Linked DNA regions of Homo sapiens: region 2 is linked to region 1. The links are chromatin contacts, found by Hi-C or POLR2A ChIA-PET in ENCODE. All regions are on one chromosome and are shown on one strand. Each heading gives the region's core, a stretch centred on a gene start or an enhancer-like site at or near the end of the contact. The rest is flanking DNA. Distances are from core to core; before and after follow the strand shown.

Evidence for each region. Hi-C counts contacts between places; a loop is a spot of excess contacts on that map. ChIA-PET counts read pairs that join two places held with the same protein, here RNA polymerase II (POLR2A). Pooled maps may share reads with other maps.
Region 2: a pooled map shows a loop between it and region 1 (2.0-fold over the local background). The contact joins the promoter of RILPL1 here to the enhancer-like site in region 1. A Hi-C loop is called at or near these places in 1 of 50 pooled maps. POLR2A ChIA-PET finds 5 or more read pairs at or near these places in 5 of 52 experiments (BJ, HepG2, K562 and 2 more).

Annotation. Positions count from the first base shown.
Region 1 is chr12:122,812,164-122,814,759 of GRCh38, forward strand. It overlaps CCDC62 (coiled-coil domain containing 62), which reads left to right. Exons shown (of 13, transcript NM_201435.5): 11 at 1,107-1,256. Among named protein-coding and RNA genes, the nearest start is that of HIP1R, 22 kb to the right of the region's middle. RefSeq lists a silencer at 74-249 and an enhancer at 1,435-1,514. Within about 2 kb of position 1,313, at least 2 of the 41 ENCODE cell types and tissues checked have a DNase peak (open chromatin) inside an H3K27ac peak, as active enhancers do.
Region 2 is chr12:123,532,415-123,535,010 of GRCh38, forward strand. RILPL1 (Rab interacting lysosomal protein like 1) reads right to left here and starts at 1,305. Exons shown (of 7, transcript NM_178314.5): 1 at 760-1,305. The coding sequence starts at 1,068. RefSeq lists an enhancer at 306-1,123 and silencers at 1,339-2,028, 2,048-2,233.

The sequences.
Region 1 (2,596 bases), core at 63-2,562:
TGGGTGCAGTGGCTCACGCCTGTAATCCTAGCACTGTGGGAGTTCGAGGCGGATGGATCACTGGAGGTCAGAAGTTCAAGACCAGCCTGGCCAACATGGTGAAACCCTGTCTCTACTAAAAATACAAAATTAGCCAGGTGTGGTGGCGGGCAACTGTAGCCGCATCTACTCGGGAGGCTGAGGCAGGAGAATCACTTGAACCCGGGAGGTGGAGGTTGCAGTGAGCTGAGGTTACACTATTGCACTCCAGCCTAGGCAACAAGAGCAAAACTCCGTCTCAAAAAAAAAAAAAAGAGGCCGGGTGCGGTGGCTCACACTTGTAATCCCAGCACTTTGGGAGGCTGAGGCAGGCAGATCACGAGGTCAGGAGATTGAGACCATTCTGGCTAACGTGGTGAAACCCCGTCTCTACTAAAAAATACAAAAAAAAATTAGCCAGGCATGGTGGTGGGTGCCTGTAGTCCCAGCTACTTGGGAGGCTGAGGTGGGTGGAGCTTGAAGTGAGCCGAGATGATGCCACTGCACTCCAGCCTGGGTGACAGAGCGAGACTCCGTCTCAAAAAAAAAAAAAAAGAAAGAGAGAGAGAGGGAGGGAGAGAGAGAGAGAGAGAGAGAGAAAGAAAGAAAGAAAGAAAGAAAGAAAGAAAGAAAGAAAGAAAGAAAGAAAAGGAATGAATTTAGTTATTCTTATTCTACTATTTGATGTCCAGCTTTGCTTTGTAACACCTAAAGACAAAGAAATATTCACAGGTGATCGGGTGTAGTGGCTCACGCCTATAACCCCAGCACTTTGGGAGGCCGAGGCAGGAGGGTAACTTGAGGCCAGGAGTTCAAGACCAGCCTGGGCAACATAGTGAGATCCCACCTCTACCAAAAAAAAAATTGCTCGGTGTGGTTGCACACACCTATGGTCCCAGCTTTTCAGGAGGCTGAGGCAGGAGGATCACTCGAGCCCAGGAGCTTGAGGCAATCAGCTGTGATTGTGCCACTGCACTTCAGCCTGGGCGTCAGAGCAAGAGAAAGAAAAAAGAAAACAATATTCCTAGGTAGTTAGCATTTGTGTTTGTAAACCTAAGCATTTAAAGGTGCCTCTTAATTTCCTGTAGGCTTCAATTGTGTTACCCTCCCAGGATGATTTCTCGCCCACGAGCAAGCTCCAGCGTTTGCTGGCGGAATCTCGTCAGATGGTGACGGACCTGGAGCTGAGCACACTGCTGCCCATCAGCCATGAGAATCTCACTGGCAGTGCCACAAATGTATGCGTTTCATTTTCTCTTGACTATATTTGTCACATCCAAACACACCACTGAACACCAGTGTGCAAATATCACCGGCAGGGCGGCCTTTCTGTTAGAGGGAGAGTTTCTGTGTCTCTAGGGAGGAAAGGGAACATGCTTGTTTTAAGGAGGAAAAAGTTACACTTAGATGTCACTGGACCCAAACTTCCTCTTTCTAATGATCTGGGGCATATGAAGATAAATTCTTGGGGACTTTTTTCTTGGAGGGGGCGGGTACAGAGTTTTGCTCTTGTCGCCCAGGCTGAGGTGCAGTGGCACGATCTCAGCTCATTGCAACCTCCACCTCCCGGGTTCAAGTGATTCTCCTGCCTCAGCCTCCCAAGTAACTGGGACTAAAGGCCTACTCTACCATGCCCGGCTAATTTTTATATTTTTAGTAGAGACAGGGTTTCACCATGTTGGCCAGGCTGGTCTCAAACTCCTGATCTCCAGTGATCCACCCACCTTGGCCTCCCAAAGTGCTAGGATTACAGGCGTGAGCCACCACGGCCAGCTGGAAATGTTTTAAAAAACCAAATTTTATTATAGAAAGTTTCAAGGCCGGGCGTGGTGGCTCATGCCTGTAATCCCAGCACTTTGGGAGGCCGAGGCGGGTGGATTACCTGAGGTCAGGAGTTCAAGACCAGCCTGACTAACATGGAGAAACCCCGTCTCTACTAAAAATACAAAATTAGCCGGACATAGTGGCACATGCCTGTAATCCCAGCTACTCGGGAGGCTGAGACAGGAGAATTGCTTGAACCCCGGAGGTGGAGGTTATGGTAAGCCGAGATTGTGCCATTGCACTCCAGCCTTGGCAATGAGCAAAGCTCCACCTCAAAAAAAAAAAAAAAAAAAAAAGAGAGAGAGAAAGAAAGAAAGAAAATTTCAAATATGCACTGAAGTGGAAAGAATGGCACGGTCACTCACCTTTGACCACCATCGATTTTATCTTACCCCATCCATACACGTTTTCTTTGGAAGCATTTTAGCTCAGCATCATATCATGTCACTCATAAATATTTCATGATCATGATGTCTCTCTAACAGATATGGACTTTTAATTTTTTTTTTTTTTTTTTTGAGACTGAGTTTTGCTCTTGTTGCCCAGGCTGGGGTGCAATGGCACGATCTCAGCTCACTGCAATTCTCTGCCTCCTGGGTTCAAGCAATTCTCCTGTTTCAGCCTCCCAAGTAGCTGAGATTACAGGCACCTGCCACCATGCCTCACTAATTTTTGCATTTTTATTAGAGACGGGGTTTCACCATGTTGACCAGGCTGGTCTCGAACTCCTGACCTCAAGTGATCCACCTGCCTT
Region 2 (2,596 bases), core at 55-2,554, 720 kb after region 1:
CCAATTCAAACAGGGTGGGGAGGAGACACGGGGGCTGGGACTCTCTCACCACTAATTTGGGACAAATTGCTCCTCCCACTGTGACCCTCGGTTTCTTTATCTGTAAAATGAAGATAGTCTCTATAGAGTCCTGTGAGGATTAAGGATAAAATCAGAGGAGAGAACACGGGCTACCACAGGTTCATAAGCTAGGGGAGTCCCGGGAAGAAAGTTGCAAATATGAACCCGAAGACTAGGGGTCACGAAGCTCAGTGGCTGGAGGTCACATTCCCTTTGCTCTGGGGAGACTGGGGGGGGGGGGGATGAAGAAAGGGTCCTGGGCCTGATGTCACATCTTCTTGGTAACTCGGGAGGCCAAGAGGCTTATTTCATGTCTGGAAGAGAATAATATGTCTAAGCACTTAGCTTATATGGTCCCATTTAATTCTTCTAAGGTGGGTCCTATTATGATTACCATTTGACAGGTGAGGAAATAAAGCACAGAGAGGTTAAGTAACTTACCTAAAGTCACACAGCTATTAAACGGTAAAGGTGGGATTGGAACTCCAGAGAACAGCTCTTAATCTCTCGGGTGGTATCTGCCAGCCACCCCTGGTCGGGCAAAAGAAGGCCAGGGCCTCCCTCCCTCCCCACGTCGGGTCTCCTCTGGTCCGGTCCCTGAACACACACACGTGCGCACCCACAGCTGCCCAATGCGGAAGAGCCCTTGGGTCCCCGCGGTCCCACTGCCCGGACGGACAGACCGAGGCCGCCGCCCACCTTCTGGTGCTTGCGCTCCTTCTCGATGCGGTCCATCCTCTCCAGGCGCAGGCGGTCCAGCTCCAGGCGCAGCTCGTCCAGCTCGGGCGCGACGTGGTGGCGGCTGACCAGCACCTCCAGGATCTCCAGGACGCGCACGACCTTGGGCATGAGGCGCGCGATGGCCTCGCAGCCGTGCTGGTCAATGACCCGCTCGAACTCGTGGCCCACAAGCGACGCGATGTCGTACACGTCCATGACGGTCAGCTCGGCCACGTTCTTCTCCAGCGCCGACTCGGCCGCCAGCGCCGACCCCCGCTCCTCCTCCATGGCCACCCTCCTGGCCTGTCCCCCGCCCCGCAAACTCGTGCAACTCCCAAACTTGCCGCTGTCGAGGGCCGGGCCGGCCGGGCCCAGCCTGGGCCGCGGGCGGGCGCGCTCAGCGGGCGCTGGGGCGAGGGCGCAGCGGGCAGCGGGCGGCGGGCGCGGGCGCGGGCACGGGCGGCGGCGCGGGGTGTGCGGGCCCGGGGTCTGGGCGCCCGGCTCGGCCCGGAGCTGCTCCCGAGTGGGCGGCGGCGGCGGCGGCGGCGGCGGCGGCAGCGGGGAGGGCGCGCGCGTGCGCAGGCCCGCGGCGCCTCCCAAGTTGGGATCCGAGTTGCGCTCAATGGAGCCGGGCCGGGCGCCTCGGGGCGGTGCGGGCCTGAGGGGCGGCAGAGCGCGGGGCCGGAGAGGAAGGGCGGCCCGCGGCTCCTCCGGGAAACTTTGGCGGCGGCGGCTGCGAGGCCGGGTGATCGCTTCCCCACAGGGAGGCCGCGCGCCCCGCCCCAATCCCGGCCTGGCCAGGGGCGCGCCCGCTTTCCGCCGCCCGGGGGCGCCCCGGGGTACCCCCCCAAGCGCCGACTCCGCGGCCTGCACTCCGGGCCCCCCTCTCCAGCCGCCGGACCCGCGGCGCCCCTCACCCGTGCCCCGGCCGCCCCTCCCCCGCCCGGCGCTGACTCCTCCCACCACCCGGCCGCCGGGAGGGGTCCAGGCCGCCCCGGGAGAGGGGGCCGGGGGCGCTGGTCTCGCGGGACGATTCGCTGCTCCGGGTAGCGGCCCCGGCCTTGGAGAGGGATGGAGGGGTCACGAGGAGGTCCCCGGGCTGGGGCTCATCCCAGGAAGAGAACGGGGACCCCCCCCGGCCCGCAGACACTCCGCGCAGACCCGGCCACCAGGCGGACTTGCAGAGGCGCCCGGAGAGGGGCCGACGTGTCGAGGAATGCTGGATCCCCGGAGCCCCAGGGCGCGCCTCCCCGAGCCACATCCATCACTGGCTCCTTGTGACATGAACGCCACTTCACAGTAGAGCGAAGCCCGCTTGGCATTCCAGCACCACGAGTTCTCTTGTCCCAAGGCCCCCTGTCCATTTGGGCTGGCCAAATCCACTTGTCCATCAGACCCCCTCCCACTCCCGGGAGAACGTTTCCTGAACCCAGAACCCCATCCACCCTCCCCGCCCCCCACGCAGGAGTTAAGGACCCCCTTGCAAACTCACAGTCCCCTGCTTGCCCCATCAGGATTGCTCTTAGCATCCTGAGTTTTCACCGTGTGGTTGCAGGTAGGTTTCCACCGTCAGATCTTGGCTCCTTGAGGGAAGAAATCTTAATGCCCTTGTAGCCATAAAGCGCACCCCAACGTGGCACGTATTGATTAAAAATCTAAAAGTTGGCCGGGCGCGGTGGCTCACGCCTGTAATCCCAGCACTTTGGGAGACTGAGGTGGACGAGGTCAGGAGTTCAAGACCAGCCTAGCCAAGGTGGTGAAACCCCGTCTCTACTAAAAATACAAAAATTAGCCGGGCATGGTGGCGCATGCCTGT